Regions from separate parts of the Homo sapiens genome. Here region 1 is linked to region 2. Evidence: read pairs that join two places in POLR2A ChIA-PET (ENCODE). Cell type or tissue: HCT116. All regions are shown on one strand. Each heading gives the region's core, and the rest is flanking DNA. Links, peaks and the distances in the headings are about the cores only.

Region 1 (8,344 bases), core at 33-8,032, 110 kb before region 2:
ATATAAAACATTATTCTTAATTATAGTCACCATGCTGTGCAATAGATCACAGACTTATTCCTTCTGTCTAACTGAAACTTTGTGCCCTTTGATCAACATCTTCCCTTTCCCCATTCAAATAATCACTACCTCCAAATCTCCAGCTTCTGGTAGGCACCGTTCTACTCTCTACATCTATGAGTTTGACTTTTTTAGATTCCATATATAAGTAAGATCATGCAGTACAGTATTTGTGTTTCTCTGCCTGGCCTATTCTACTTAGCATAATTTTCTCCCGGTTCATCCTCATTGTCACAAAGGGCAGAATTTCCTTCTTTTCCTAAAGGTTGAATAATATTCAATTGTGTATCATCTTTATCCATTCATTCATAATGGACACTTAGGTTGATTTCACGTCTTGGCTATTGTGAACAATGCTTCAATAAACATGAAAGTGCACATATCTCCTTGACATACTCATTTCATTTTCTTTGGATGTATGTCCAGAAGTGGAATTGCTGGATCATATGGTAATTGTATTTTTGTTTGTTTAAGGAAACTTTGTACTGTTTTCTGAAGTGATTATACTAATTTACCTTCCTACCACTGTGCACAAGGGTTCCCTTTTCTCCGCATCCCCCTCCAACACTTGTTCTCTTTCATCTTTTTGATAATAGCCGTTCTAATAGAAATGACTTGATATCTCATTGTGATTTTAATTTGCATTTCCCTGATGATTGATGATGTTGAATAGTTTTTCATGTATCTGTTGGCCATTTATCTTCTTTTGAGAAATGTCTACTTTGGTCCTTTGCCCATTTTTTAAATCAGGTTGTTTTCTTGCTACTGAATTGTTTTAGTTCCTTATATATTTTGGATATTAGGCCCTTATCAGAAGACAGATTTGCAAATATTTTATCCGAATTCTTGGGTTGTTCCTTTACTCTATTATTTCCTTTGCTGTCCAGAAGATTTTTCTGTTTGATACAGTCTCATTTGTCTATTTTTTCTTTTATTTCCTATGCTTTTTATGTTGTATCCAAGAAACCACTGTTCAGACCAGTATCACAGGGCATTTCCTCTACGTTTTCTTTTAGAAATTTTACAGTTTTGGGCTTTACATTTAAATCTGAAATCTATTTTGAGTTTATTTTTGTATATGGAGTGAGATGAGGGTCTAATTTCATTCTTCTGTGGGTGGATATCCAGTTTTTCCAACGCTGCTTATTGAAGAGACTGTCATTATACCCACTGTGTGTTCTTGAAATCTTTGTCAAAACTACATTGACCACAAATAGGAGTTTATTTCTGAAATTTCTGTTGGGTTCCACTGTTCTATATGTCTGCTTTTATGCCAGTACCATGCTAGGATTTTTAAATTCTTGTTTTTCCTTTTATTTTTAGTTGGCACAAAATAATTGTATGTATTGTGGGATACAGTGATATTTTGGTACGTGTATATCATGTTGTTTAGGAAAAACTCTCAAACCATTTTTCCTGTGCTCTCACACCATAACAATCAACACAGGAGACTTCTGTGATCCAAAAATATGTGTTTATTTTCCCCCTCCAGCAAGCAAGCAGTCAATTCTGCAGGAGGACCCAGCTGGGTGTCCTCTAATTTAATTCCAACTATCTACCCAGATAAATCATCAGATCCCACAGGTTAGGAGCTTACTCCCACAAGCCCATCCCCTCCTTCCCCCCGGTTGCAAGTCCAGGCTTCTGGAACTTCGGACTGACTGGCTTCAAATTGGGGTTCCCGTGAACCTCCTCCCCCCACCTTTGGGTTCGATTAATTTGCTGGAGTGGCTCACAGAACTCAGGGAAACACGTTTACTGATTTATTATGAAGGGTATTTGAAAGGATATGAATAAATATCCAGATAAAAAGATACATAAAGTGAAGTCTAGAAGGGTCCTGAGCACAGGAACTTCTGTTCCCATTCAGCTGGGGTGCACCACCTTCCTGGCACGTGGATGAGCTCTTCATTTCATATCATGGAGATATGGCGGTCCTGTTGTACTGGTGATTGTTTCAAGTGGCTGGACTGATGAGTAGGCATGGAGTATTGGTGATCATCTAAGAAGCATCTTATCCAACTGTGAAAATATCTCTGGAGCAGAGGTGTGCAAAGGGAAATATGATGTTGCTGAGGGCTTCCTAGAGCTCCCCAAAAGTCATGTACCAGATACACAATTTTTTCCTAGACCATCTGACAATAATTGCCACAATTAAGTTAAAGCATTAGACACAAATCTTGCTCGTAAAGTAATATATTCCCATCAAGCTCATTTATCTCTTTATTTAAAAGTGTCGGCCGGGCACGGTGGCTTCCGCCTGTAATCCCAGCACTTTGGGAGGCCGAGGCAGGTGGATCACCTGAGGTTGGGAGCTCGAGACCAGCCTGACCAACATGGAGAAACCCCGTCTCTACTAAAAAATACAAAAATTAGCTGGGCATGGTGGCGCATGCCCGTAATCGCAGCTACTTGGGGGGCTGAGGCAGTAGAATCGCTTGAACACGGGAGGCGGAGGTTGCAGTGAGCTGAAATTGGGCCATTGCATTCCAGCCTGGGCAACAAGAGCAAAACTCCATCTCAAAAAAAAAAAAAAAAGTGTTAGTTTATAATGCACTTAAAGAGGAAGCAACAAGTTGTCTGTTCTGTGTGTCATGAGTGGATTATATTATGTTCACTGATCCAGCCCATCCTCTCCCTCCTCCCCTCTCTTCCCTTCACCTTCTACCCTCTTTTCCTCTCTTCCTCAGGTTACTTATAAGGGCAGCCATCACAGATTTGCTACAACTGAACTGACAAACTCAAAGGACACTTCAAAACAGATTTCAATTGAATTTTGTCTTGAGATTCTTCATTTTTCTTTCCTTGTCATGTTGGCCACAATTTGGTATCCAGTTATCTCAAATAGAGTGTAATTCATAGGTTCATGATATAGTTATGTTCATTAGATGAATGAATAAGTGAATGACTAAATGAATGAATGAATGAAGAACACATTATTATGGTTTTAGTTTTAGCAAAAGAGGAAGTTCAGAAATGCTAAGGAACCTGAACACCAGGGGGCATCAAAAGTTTGCTTTCTTTTTTTTTTTTCTCAAACCTGCCTTTTAAAATAGTCTAAAACTTGAGTCATATTGGCTTCATAAGAGAAAGTGCGAGAGAGAAAGGGGGAAGGGAAAGAGAGAAGTTATAACTTAAAGGTTAATTCTAAAGTGGTAAGTGTACTCTACTGCAGTTTACTTAAGTTGCTTCTACAACAGTGCACGTGGTTTTTCTCATAGTTATATACCAATGACCAGCAGATGACACCACTTCTTATGACCAGCAGATGGCACCACTTGACCTTATGGGTCAAGGAGTACAGTTGTAGGACCAGATTTTGGAGGATAAAGAAACATATATAGGGGATGAAATCTTTCACAAACTTTCTGTAGAAAAACTACTAAAGTAAAGTAAATATTAAGTAGAGAATTAATCCCTGTAGGTCTCAAATACCTTAATTTTTAAAAGGTAGAATTTTAACCAGAGGTATATTGTTCATTTTGAAACAGATAACTAAAATGTTTTTACATGTCAAGTTTAAGCCTCAGAAAAGGTGAGCTGTAATTGATAGAAATAATTTGGATTTCACTGTGTACTTTTAGAATATTCCTTTATCAGATTTTTCAATGACCAATTAATTCACAGATATTAGCCAAAAGAAAGACAGTTGCACACAGACACAATACTGTTAGATTACTGATTAATAGCACTAAATGATTTCCTCCATTGTCCTTGGCTATATAATTTAAGTGTCAACAGAGTACTTCAGGTTCCCTTATGCACTATCAGTTATTTACCTTTTCTAAACATTTAACTACTTTAGTTGGATACTTATAATCAGATAAAAACCGGAACAATGTCTGTAGTTAGAGTACTTGTAGTGCAAAGGAAAATGCAGACCCACTGGTTTTTGAGAGTGACAGCACTTGACCCGAAGCTTTAAACGTGCTTGTGAAACTTCCATCTGGGTGAAGGAGTAGAGGCCAGACTAGCACTTAGTTTCTTTTTAGATCTTCCATACCTTAGTCACGCAGATAAGTAGTAACTGCTTGAATGGGAATAAAAAGCATTCCGTCGGATTTCTGTGTATAATGAAAAGTCCCTGTCTTTGGCTCTTTGATTTCCCACATGAAGCTCAGCTTGGATATTACTACGATAAGAAAGAGCTCTAGAGAAAACAAAAGGGCATATTTGCTTAAATTGCTGTTTGCATCAAAAGAAACTGCTTAATGGGGTTATCGGTAGGTCAGACTGCACCCTGTTTTCACCAAGGCTGAATCAAGACCAGATGAATTCAGGAGGGCTGGGTGGGATTAGAGTCCTTAAGTGGCAGTATTTTAATAAAATTCTTCTTGGCAAAACTATCTCTGAGCTTTCTATTTTATTAGCAACTGAAAGATACATAAGAAAGAGATTGGAAATACTGAAGTGATCAACTACTAGGAAATGAACCTTAGGTTTAATTTTATTTCCACACAAAAAAACAAAACAAAACAAAACCACTGTGCCATATGGGAGAAAACATGATAGAGAAGCAAGGTCTAGACCCATACTCTCTGACTCTACACTATTTGGTGTTGAAGCTTATGACACTCAGCTTCAGTTTCTTCATCTGTAAAATTAGGGTGATTATCCAGGGTTTGTGTGAGAGTTCAAGTTAATACTTGTAAAGCACTTGGAACATGGTAAGTACTGAATGTGTTAATTATGATGATGATGATGATGGTATACTAGCTACTGCATGAGGTGCTGAGAATAGAGATTGAAAAGATACTGTCTCTGCCTTTGGGGAACTTAGAGTCTTTTAGGAGGAGTAAAGAAAATAAATAAGAGCCAAATGTTATAGATATAATAAGGACGTTATATACAGTTTTGGGATAGGGGGTGACAAGGTAGGGTATGGTGAGTTTGGCCTGGGTAGGGGTGAGGGATGCCTTGAAGAAAGGCCCTTGAGCTGAACTGTGCAATATGTATTTGCAGGCAAGAAAAGGGAACAAGGAAGGGCTTTTGGACATGTAGTGAAGGCAGGGCTGGGCAACATGTGTTGAAGGGCACCAAAGTAGGAACCAGTGTGGTACATTCAAAGAGCTGCCGTTCTTGGAATGTGGTTAGAGCACAGGGTGTGAGTATAAGGGGGCAGAGTGAGAGATGAAGCCTTTCGGGCGGACATAGGTCAGAGTCTAGCATTGGAAACAGGAATCCAAGGGTTAATTTGGAAATTAGATGAGGTTTGTTTCGCTCATTCATTCATTATTTATTTATTTATTTATTTATTTATTAGAGGCAAGGTCTCACTGTATTACCCAGGGGGACCTCAAACTCCTGGGCTCTGGGAACCTTCCTACGTCAACCTCCCAGGTAGCTGGAATTACAGACATGTGCCACCGTGCATGGCTAGTATTTTTAAAAAATAAGCTGTCAACATTTACAACTTAGAAACCTCTACATGAAAAAATAGGGATTTCCAAGCTTTCTAGAAAATTTGGAGTGTCTTCCAATATCATTCTCTAATTCCAACACAGTATCAGTGGATGACATGCGCACTGCCCAGTTTGTCCCTGGCCTCTTCGTCTCACATTCAGTCCCAGCCTTGCCTCTAGTCCCACGAGCATTGGTGTTTCTGACCTTTACATAGCACCCTAAAGACTTCTGATATTATTCTACAGGGCACGCAGAGCATTAAAATATTTTAAGAAGGAGGTTCTACTGGAGGAGGGATTGAAGGACAAGATGGTAAATTGTTTTCATGTTTTAACAAAAGTTCTATCATGAGCAATGACTGGACACATACGAGGGCAATTGAGTATCATTGGATTTTACTATTAAATTTCATTAGAAAATATAATCTATTCTTTGAAAATTGGAATATTTAATCTTATTATGGAAGAGTGACCAATCTTCTAGTCAATCCTGTATTATTCTTATTTTTTAGAGTAAGCAAAAGGTCTAAAATTTTAAGAGGAAAGCCCATCCTTCTTTGGCAGCTCCTTTAAGGATCAACAGATAGTCCTCTTGGAACTGATAATGAAATATAATCCAATCTTAACATACCTGGAAAAGGGCTAAAGGGAATGCATACCTACATTTCAACAGGGGAGGAACTGGTACAAAACAACAGTTACTAAGAGGCAACAAAGAATTTCTGGCAGAGTGGGTTTTGCTATCTAAAACCTGCTTTTTCTAATAGAGGCAACTTCTCATCTCCAGATACTCCGTGACTTTCAGGAAGAAAGGCATATAACTTAAATTGAAGTGATAGATAATATAAACCCATGGCCTTTTTGGCTTTTGGGTCAGGCCCCTGTGAAGTTAGCAAAGGCAGCAGAAGCAGCTATGCTTGCATCAGAATGCAGAATGATGCTCATCCTCAGGAAGCATTTCACACCCACTTCCTTTCCATCCATGGAGTAAGGGGACAGGGAAGTTAATTATGAGAAGGGGGATAAACTAATCCTATACTCATTCTCTGGCCTTCTATAAAAACACTGGTTGGTTTTTAGCAGGAAAGTTATGCCAGTTATATTAGGATTCTCCAAAAAAACAGAACCAGTAGGATGTGTGTGTGTGCATGTGTCAAGTGTATGTCACATATGAACACATGTGTATGTGTGTAAGTGTATGTCACACACATGTACTTATATACATATGCATGTATATATCTATATCTATATAGTTGTAGGGGCTAAGTGTGAACTTTGTGGGGCAGGTTGACAGTCTGGAGATTCCGGGAAGAGTTGATGCTGCAGTCTTGAGTCTGAAGACAGTCTGGTGGCAGAATTCCTGCTTTCTTAGGAGACCTCAGTCTTTTTTCTTAAGCCTTCATTTGATTGGATGAGGCCCACTTATGTAATAGATGGTAATCTGCTTTATTCAATCTACTGATGTAAATGTTAATCACGTCTAAAAAGAACCTTTGCAACAACATCTAGACTGGTGTTTGACCAGAGTACTGGGTGCCATAGCCTAGCCAAGATGACACATAAAATTAGTGACCACGTTGGGGCCCAGACTGGTCTGCATGATATAGGCTGGAGAGGAGAGGAAGACCCTGCTACTGAGCTATGCTCATCTCTGAGAAAACAAATTTTATCTTGCAAGTTATATCTGATATTCATTGAACAAACGTGGAACACCTGCTATGTGCAAAGTTCTTTGCCAATTATTCTCTGCTTTTAGTGGGTCTTCTGCTGTTGTAAATCGAAGGAAGAGTACAGATGCAGACAGACACCCTGGGAAGCAACTTAGTGTGGTGGAAAGGCACTGAGTTGTAGAGACAAGAGTACCGGTTTTGGCTGTGTGACTTTGTGCAAGTTTTCACCCTTCAAAACTCATTGGTGATTCCACTTTATCAAGATCTGCAAACTGTCTAAGCCTTATATTTATCTATAAAACCATCATCATCATCAGCAGCAGCAGCAGCATCATTGCCCCAGGATTTAACCGAATAAAACATGTAACAATTTCTGATATATTACGAGTCACCAACAATTGTTCTTTGTCTTCCTTCTCTATCACATTGCTAAGTAAAAAGGGGTGTGAGAAACTATGATATGAGAGGCAGAGTGAGGGAAATGGCACCAGGCATGATGTTTGTGTCTTAAGTCTGAAGGTAGACTGGAGGCAGAAAATTGGAACCTTTAATCAGGTGTACCCCATAGTCAACTGGCCAGCTGACTATACAGGGCAGGTCTGTGGTGCAGGTGAGGCTTCATATTTATCTATTATTTGGTAAAAATGAGGTGCTGTTCCTGAAATCTAGAATCATGATGGTATGACTATACACATTTCAGAATGATTCTCACCCTTTTCAATCCCTTATGTCACAATCTCCATTTATAGTTTTGAGTTTTGAATTTTAAGCCATGTTCTAAAAATTCCGAAGTTCAACTCTTAGAAAATCCCAAGTAGTCTAAGAGTGTTTTACACCAAAATAGTCACAAGATTATGTTAGACAAGTTAAAATACATGCATTTTAGTATATACTTTGCACAACCTCTCTGAAATGTCTTGTTCAAAAACAGAAAACTCAAAGCTGCTCAGATGTTTGTTATGGTCTCTTAGTTCGATAACTGAAAGTGACAGGCTATACTTTTTCCAAAGGCTCCCACACCAATTTGTGGGTTGGGCTAACATCATATTGCTTTGCTCTCACTGCATTCTCTGGCATGTGTGTGTTCTACAGAATACCTATATTAGGTCCACAGATGTCCAGTGAAAAGAAAAAGAAAAGTTTATGGTTTTTGATGCCTTATTAAAAACATGCACAACAGGTTTTCTAGTCTGTATAAGATGGGAAAAGAGA
Region 2 (8,344 bases), core at 166-8,165:
TTGACCACCCTATTTGAAATCGTATCCTCTCCCCACACTTCCTCCCAACTTGATTTTGTTCAAAAACACTTGTCTTCCTCTAATATTATGAATTTTATTTATTGGATTTGTTTTCTATCTCTTCCAACAATAGAATGTAAACTACTCGAAGACAGAGATTTTAGTTTATTTTGCTCATGGCTATGTCCCCAGTGCCTAGAACAGAGGCTGGCATATAGTAGAAACTTCATTAATGATTTTTTAAATGAAGGACTGAATACATAGATGAATCTGCAAGCCATCTTTGTTCTGTGGTTTGGGCTTCCAATTTTTGACATCTTATTTACACTGAAAATCTTATAGCACACCCTGAAGGAAAGAGAGATGATATAGTTTGGGCAGTGAACATCTAAATTATTCCTTTCTAGGAAAGTCAAATAATCAAATGACATCATCCACAAAATTGCAGAGCATTTCTTTCAGTTATAATGTCCTACATAAGCAAACTAAAGCGTACACAATCATGTCAAACTTATTAATCTCATGATATTTTAGTCGCTCTATTTTCATTCAGTGTTTATTCAATAATCATGAGGCCTTAGAATTTAAACTGCTCAGAACAAGTCCCCTTACCCACAATGTTGAGCTTCAGGTTAAGTCTAAAATTAAGCATATTTCCTTTGCTGATTGGGAAATGAAAATAAATATGAGAGAGGCAAGAGGGAGCAAAGATTAAGCCTGATCTTTGTGAAGGAAAAAAGTTAATTCACGAAGATTATGTTTTCTCTGAAAGACTCACCTTTCCCCTTTACTCTGGCCTATATGAGTCAAAATTTTGGATGCTATTCTTAAGAATTCAGGTCATTTCTCTCTCTCCTTCTACTCTTTGCTCAGAAAAGCTTCAGACAAAGCCACTAAATTTACAAACTAAAATTCAGGTTGTGGGTGTGTGTATTTTTGTGTTCTCTGACATAAGAACAGACCAAACATATAGCACTCTTCAAGGACATAGGATAGATGAACATATGTTAATATACAACAGATGTCATGAGAAGCATGAAATACATTTCATGACTCCATAGTAAATTTTGTAAGTCATTGCCACAAGAATTGGTACATAATGAAAATATAAACGTTTGAAAAAGATGAATTCTTACATAAAAATAGATTCTTAATAATTTATGAAAGGTGAATTATTTGGATATATTCTTTGCCCCTTCGAAGTATGTGACAAGTAGGGTTTAGTCTAAAACAGAAACCTCTTTAGCTATTCAATCAGGAAATTTAATTTAGGGTTTACAAAACATTGTAAGACAAGAAAATCAGGGAAACTGCCACAAGTATTCAGGAAATCAGGTAAGGCAGGAGTTGCAGGGGACCTTCATCACCTGTCTCAGTTGTCTGAAGCACCTAAGTAGGTGATTTTCAGGCAGACCCCCAAAAGTCACTGGCAAAACCTCAGATCTGCTATCTGCCAGTGACCCTGTACCTGCTCACTAACTCCAGAGCAATAACAGTGCCTTCTCTTCCACCTTCTCGTGCAAGTGTCTCTCGTTAGAAGACCCTAAATCAGAGCACTACTTACAAGGAGTCTAGAAAACATAGCCTTTATGTTTCTGGGCCTTGCTTCCAGGGAGAGTGAAGAAGGCCCCATGCTGAGACACCAACAGACAATCCTGCTCCAAGTTGAAACCAGTGGAAACAGCGTACTTTTCCTCTGTTTTCTGCAAATGGACTCAATCCATTTAGGCTGAGGCAGGCGAATTCTAGCATGACCCAGTATACCAAACTGTTCTTATGAAAGAACCAGCCACTCCCAGAACCACCAGTGGGTTTAACAACCTTTTTTTTTTTACGGCGTTTTCATTCTCTTAATAAGACAATCCCAGTCTTCTTTTCACTCACATTCACTGATTCCTTTAAAGAGTTAATTCTGCTGAAAGGTCTTGCTCTATGTGTACATTTCTTAACTGGCATCCCTACTAAGAATAGGGAGCAATGAGGAAAGGTTGTGGAAACAAGGGAAAATTAGTTTATGCAAATAAGGCAGAATGATATTTTACCAGGCTGACACTAAATTTATCTTAGTAAGATTGGTATTACAGTATAGTCTAGCAATTTTCCTCCTGCATCTCTGAAACCTTCCTAGCCTGTGACTCAGTTTCCTACATTAAGGGGCTGTTGCCGCTGTAGTTAGGGTAGTCAGAGGAAGGAAATGCTTGCTCACCTTTGCTGTGTTTGGAATAACCACTCCACATCAAAGAGGTGACTCATTCTGTCCACTTGCCAGCTCTGAGCTTGCTTTCTACCTCCCACTACCCTTTCCTGGCTGTGCTGTTCTTGGCTGGAGAGACTTTTCACCAGCAAGTCCAGGTTTGTGGAGCCTGGCACACTTACCTCCCTGAATGATGAGGCTTTCCAAGGTGGGTTGCTCTACAGGTTGGGACCTGAAGGTGACCACCAGTTTGCCCAACCTACCATTCAAGGTGTATGACTCAAAGTCAAGAAGCTGGGCTTTACTGCTCCTCAAACAGCGAAAGGGAAATGAAATCATTTTATTTCCCCCTTCGTGTTAACAGTAAATATGTAAGCTGAAGATGTTATAAGTTCCTATTTTCATTGGATTTAGAGAAACATGTTGCTGCCTGGAATCACAGAAGCCATCAGGTTCATTTCAGTGAACTCGACAGTGTTACTGTAGTGTGGGGCAGATGGTAAATGCTCAGAAAATATTTATTCGTGTTAGATATACCTCTGTCTGGATGAAAACCATCTTGTGGTAAATAACTTCACTGTAGACATTCTTAGAGAGGGAAAATCCACACTTCATTTAATAAAATCCACTACAAGATTCAATATAGAGGAGAATGTGGGCATGGAAAAATAAAGGACTTTGGAATTAATAGAGATAGGTTTGAGATTAGATGCTCTGGGCAACTCCCTTACGTTCTTATCAAATAATGCAGTGTGTGGTAAAGGAGTCTGGAGTCAGATTGATCTGTTCTAGAATCTCAGAGGCCCACTTAATAGCTACATGGCTATTGACGGTTGACTTCCTTAATCTTCAGCTTCCTCATGTAATACATAGAGTAATAATGAAATTTTCCTCATAAGCTTGTTGTAAGGATTAAATAAGACAGTGCAAATAAATGTTCTAAACAGAGACCCTAGGACACAATTAGTATCCAATAAATTTTAGATATATTCTAAACTTGTTACCTAACTTGGAAAAAGAAAAAAATAAAACATGCCATACTCTGCTGCAAAGGGATTTTACAGATTCTGTGAACATGAAGAAAATGCCTCCCGAGTGTGATTTGTAAGCATTATCTAACTTGCTCATTGTCATGAGCCCATTCCTTTTCTCCAGCATTTGAATGTGGGCTTGCTGCTATTATCTTTTGGCATAGTCCTTGAAAATTTGCACATCGGTTTAACAGACCAGCATTTAGAATGTATGCACATGCACCCTGGAACTTATGGAAAAGAAAAAGGATGCTTAGAGCTCTTGATTACTTCCATTAATGATGAGTTTGACAACCTGCATCTGCAAAATCCTCAGATACTTTACCATTGAACGTTCACATTGCCAGCATTCCCTCATGCTTGGATATTTAGGGGAACTGAAATCGACTCCTGGTGGTAGATTGGTGGTCTTCCTTTGACAGACCCTCTTCAGCTTCTTATGGTGTTTTATTTGCTATTTAATGTTCTAAATAAAGAAGATTTTAATTTAAATTATTGGCATGAATTTTATCATTTCATCATATATCTTTATATTGAGCAATACCAGTTTGAAATGCATATATAAGAGCATTTAGTTTGAATATACCCATGTATTTCATTCTTACCAGAACAGTGAAAACACTCTACTCATTCAGCTGTTGTATTTCATATCTTAATATACTACACTCACATTCTGCCATCACTCTCTCCTTTCAACTTACGAATAAATAAGGAAAGACTTTTTAAAAAGTGTGTGCTGCCCTATTTTTCCGTTTCCTTCTTTGTAATAGTCCCTGGACTGACACCTGTTGAAACCAGACCCTTCCAGGATGGTACTGGCAGTAGAATGACCTGACCATGTTAGAGCAAAGCTCCTCTTTCCCCACCTTTCCTTTAAAGCAGCCGGTTAACCTTCTTTGGCCTGCTCTGCTAAGTAATAATGCTTCTGGGGCATTTGGAGAAGAATTGGTGTGAATGGGTTTATATATTACCCAGATGGCCTCACTATTACTCATAGTCAATTGGGAAATTTCCAACCATTTCTACTTCTAATTACCTAAGGGATTTGAACAGACATCTGCTATTGAGCTCATTTGAAAAGAGCATGTCTGAGTATTAGGTTTCACTCAACAAACATTAAGTGAGAACCATTAGTAAGGGAGTGGGGTGAAATAGAAGAAAGTCCTTCTGGTTTCACGAAAATATCAATTTAGGTTCAGTCCCCAATTCTGCCACTACTGTGTGTATAACCCTGAGAATGTCAACCTCAGAGCATCTTACTGATCTATAAAATAAAGTAATATCTCTTTTCAATGTTGTGAGGAATAAGAAATATTTTTGTGCTTAAAAACTCCTCAGTAGTAATAAGTGTTTAATAAATGGCAGCTGTTATTAGTGTTGCTTTCTTATTATTCTAAACTTTTCTAGCAAAAGGAAATGCTCAGAGAAACTGTCCGGTTCTTCTTTAGGTGTTCCTATCCCATAAGGCTGTTATATTTAATACAGAAAATGGGTGGAAAAATGCTTAGTAAAACAACAAATATAGAGTTACTATGGTTATTTGGAGAAAAGGCACTTAGAGCCTGAGAAACACTGTAGACTAGGCCAAATAGAGTGACTTTCCTTTGTTAGAATATAAGACAAGAGGACAAAAAAGGAATTAGCTTAGGGCATAGCTGAGATAATGTTTCTCATACGCTTCTTGGATTGATTTATTCTTTAATTGAAGCAATTCTAACATAAATTTTGTTTGGTGGTGTTTATGTGTACCTGTGTTCATGTGTGTATGTATGTGTGTGTGTGCCTCTGTGCATGTACACACTAAATATTTTTATTTGACTGAACAACTTTCGTTTTATTGATCTTAAGGATTAGGACACAAGAAGGAACAAGAAGGAAAGCTGGAGTTTGCTCTTAATATATTACTAAAAAAATGAAGCTAAAAATATCCTAATATTGCTAGCTGGATGCATTTACACATATTCTAAATCTATAAGGCTTAGGAAATTGCTTATACGAATACTCATTAATTCAGTCTATTCTTTGTCTCTGAGTAGTGGATAACCTTTTTGAAAAGTTGAATTTCTTTACTAACCTGGAAAAACCTACACTATTTGCAGAACATTTATTCTCCGTAAGCTATCCTGACTAAAAGTCTGGCATTAGGAATTGGCTGTGGCAACATAGGCCATGTGATAAGGGGGTTATTAGATTACCTGAATAATTCTATCAGTAAAGACAGCCTATGTAGGCATGTAACTCAGTCCTCTGAGCCTTGTGGTTAAGTTTTATTTGCTTGCCTTTCCTGGGTAATTACTCAGATTTCCTCATCACTTGGCTATATAGACATCGTGAAGATTTTTAGCTCAAGCTCAGAGAGTTAAGAAAGGCTGATTCGCATAATTGGTATTCTGCCTTTAAAACATCTATTCATTAATGCTTAAATGAATAATTTGCCTGAACTTGCCTTTTGAACTTTCTTGCGTGGGATGCTATTTGCCATCCATGACTATGAGGTTTTACAAGTCTACCTAGAAATACATAGCCTTCTTAAAGTCCTTTCTCCCTTCCTCTCCCTCTTCCTTCCTTGTTTTCTCCCTTTCTTTTTTTTCCTTCCAAATGTTTTTTATAGAATTATATAATGCTAGATCTTGACAGAACCATGGAAATTGTAAGTCTTCTAGTTTTTCACAAACTTCATTAATTCCTACACATGAATTTTAACATATCTAGTTATTTAATATTTTTTCTAAATAGATTATTTTTTTAAAAAACTAAAATATCCTTTAGATACCTTCTAAAAAACTATATTCAAGGATCATGGACTTAGTAGATTGACTATTTTTTCCTGATAAATAATAAAAGAAATGTGTATCAAGTCAAGTTTGGACATACACCACTTAAAATCATCTCAGTTAGCTTTCGGAAACACTGTCCCAGGCTTCAAATGAGAAAACTGAGGCCCAGAGAAATGTAGTGAAGTTTTCCAGAGGCCAATTAGGAATATAGCTAATAGTTGAAACCATGCTTTCGGATTCTTAAATCCAGGCCTTTCTTGGTGTAGCACACTGACTTGTGTTTCTTATCTATTTGTCAGGTTTTAAGAAATAATCACAAACTGTTACAGAAAAACCATCAGTAGGCATGCAGTGAAAACAGCCCATCTTCCTATTTATTTTTTCTTTAATACTTCTTAGGTCACCAAGTGCCACAGATGCAAGACAGTGGTCCTCAACAAAAGTACTTATATGGAGGTTCACAAAGACTTTCTAAGGGCATGGATAATGTTAAGGATGTTTTCACAGCCACACGTATCCTGTGAATTCTTTCCTAAAAAACGGTCTGTAGTTACAAAGAAGCCATGCTTTTCCTCCACCTGGAATCTTAATATGAAGCATTGTCTTGGAGGGAAAAACACTTCAGCTGGTGTAGGCGTGGAAGAGGGAGAGTTTCATGTCTGGGTAACAAATCACAGGGGGGCTCTAATTCTTTGCCTTCTGCTAAAATGAAGAAGGGCTAAACAAATTTTTCGCTGATAGATCTTTAAAAATACTTTTGCATTGACAGTAATTTTTGGCACAAAAGTTGTATAAAGGTCCAAGAATTAAACGTCATAACTGTAATTAAAAAGTGTTTTCATTCTCATTCATAAATAAAGGTTTTGTTTGTTTGTTTTAGCGTTTACCTCAGTTAAAATGACAAGAATAGAAGTAATATCAAACTCTAACTTATTCTAGCAATAAGTAGCATTCAGATACAGATCTATGAGGGAAAAACCAAAACCCGTTAAGAGATAATTTTGTTCTTTTAGATTTAATGTATACTTATCAATATTTTAATATTTTAATTAGTTATATTAAATGATTCAATAATAGAATGTATTTTGATACATTATTAATACATGCTTACTACTAATACTTGTAATATTACAGAAGAAATATTTTTTAACATTTACAACCTGTTAGGAAATTAAAAAATTATATTTCTTTTATATTTTTGCTGCAAAGAAGTATAACAGGGTCATTAGTAGAAGATTTAAGAATAAAATAAAATTATATTTTGTGAATTAAATTATATGAAATTTGGATAAAACTTGATGCGAAAGGGAACTTTTAAAATAGGCTTAAAAAATAGAGAGAAGATGTAAAATTTCCAGATGTTAATGAAGAGTTCATTTATGGATTGCTATTTTCTTAGATTTCTGATGACAGGAAATTAAATCACTTTCTTATCTAAATTTCATAAGATGCATTTTAAAATTATATAACAATTTTAAAACAATATAAAACGATCAATATTTAAGAAAAGTTGGAAGTTACACAATTTGTAATATTTACATTTTGGACAAATTTTAGATATCACTTTAAACTTTTGCAAGAGGTTATGGAGATTTTCATGTTCTTTTAAGGGGTAAATGAAGTTTGGAGAACATTGCTTTCAGGGCTGGAATCAGTTTCCTGGCTGCCAAATGCTCCTTAGGGAATTCTTAGCCTGATACTGGTTTCCAAGGAATGAATACAGTGACTGTCGAAAGGAGCACACTATCATCTGGGTGCTGCCAGGATTCTTGGGACAGTCTTTCAAATGTTCTGGACCCAGCTGAGCCTGGCTGCTCTGTGGTTTTTCTACCTGTCAGACTCATATCTGCAGAAAGTTCAAATTCTGTTAGGAAACTGCTCTAGTTATAAAGAAATCTTCTTCAGCTCCCCATACCACTGTAGATTGTAATGTCTATTTACCAGGTAAAATAAAATGGTTCTTTTCCACATTCTTATAAAAGTTAGAAAAATCCAAGGCAGATAAGAAAAACAGCAGCATGTATTTAAAATAGTTGCATATACAAATGTGTACTTTTAAAAATATGTGTAACCGTGACATTGTTGTTATTCAACTTTTGAAGTGTAATTTGGTATTAAAGTTCATGCTAAAGTTGTCTTTAAAATTCAGAACATAATACTTCACTCTAGTAAATTACTTATCTAATTCTGCTATCCCAGTGAAATACAAATTATTTATGACCTATTTCAGTAACATTATGTTTTGTATCACCAAAAGTTTATAATAGAAGATATACATGAAGTTTCCTTTAACTCTCTTTTCTAATTTTTGAATTTTTTTTTGCAAAAAATAAAAAAGAAGG

Evidence for each region. Peaks named below come from ENCODE experiments on the same cell type or tissue, not always from the same donor. Only the 100,000 strongest peaks of a DNase experiment are listed, where the experiment ranks them.
Region 1: POLR2A ChIA-PET joins it to region 2 with 33 read pairs; 3 of 35 experiments call an interaction of 5 or more read pairs at or near these places.

Annotation. Positions count from the first base shown.
Region 1 is chr9:21,784,596-21,792,939 of GRCh38, reverse strand. No RefSeq gene overlaps it. Among named protein-coding and RNA genes, the nearest start is that of MTAP, 14 kb to the left of the region's middle. In HCT116, for the core only: CTCF peaks have their summits at 3,074 (motif pointing right) and 3,273 (motif pointing right); DNase peaks (open chromatin) are centred at 3,319 and 4,129; H3K4me3 peaks cover 1,249 bases; H3K27ac peaks cover 7,079 bases.
Region 2 is chr9:21,679,011-21,687,354 of GRCh38, reverse strand. No RefSeq gene overlaps it. Among named protein-coding and RNA genes, the nearest start is that of MTAP, 120 kb to the left of the region's middle. RefSeq lists an enhancer at 1,671-2,870. In HCT116, for the core only: no CTCF peak of the experiment used is centred there; DNase peaks (open chromatin) are centred at 2,284, 4,189 and 5,520; H3K4me3 peaks cover 626 bases; H3K27ac peaks cover 8,000 bases.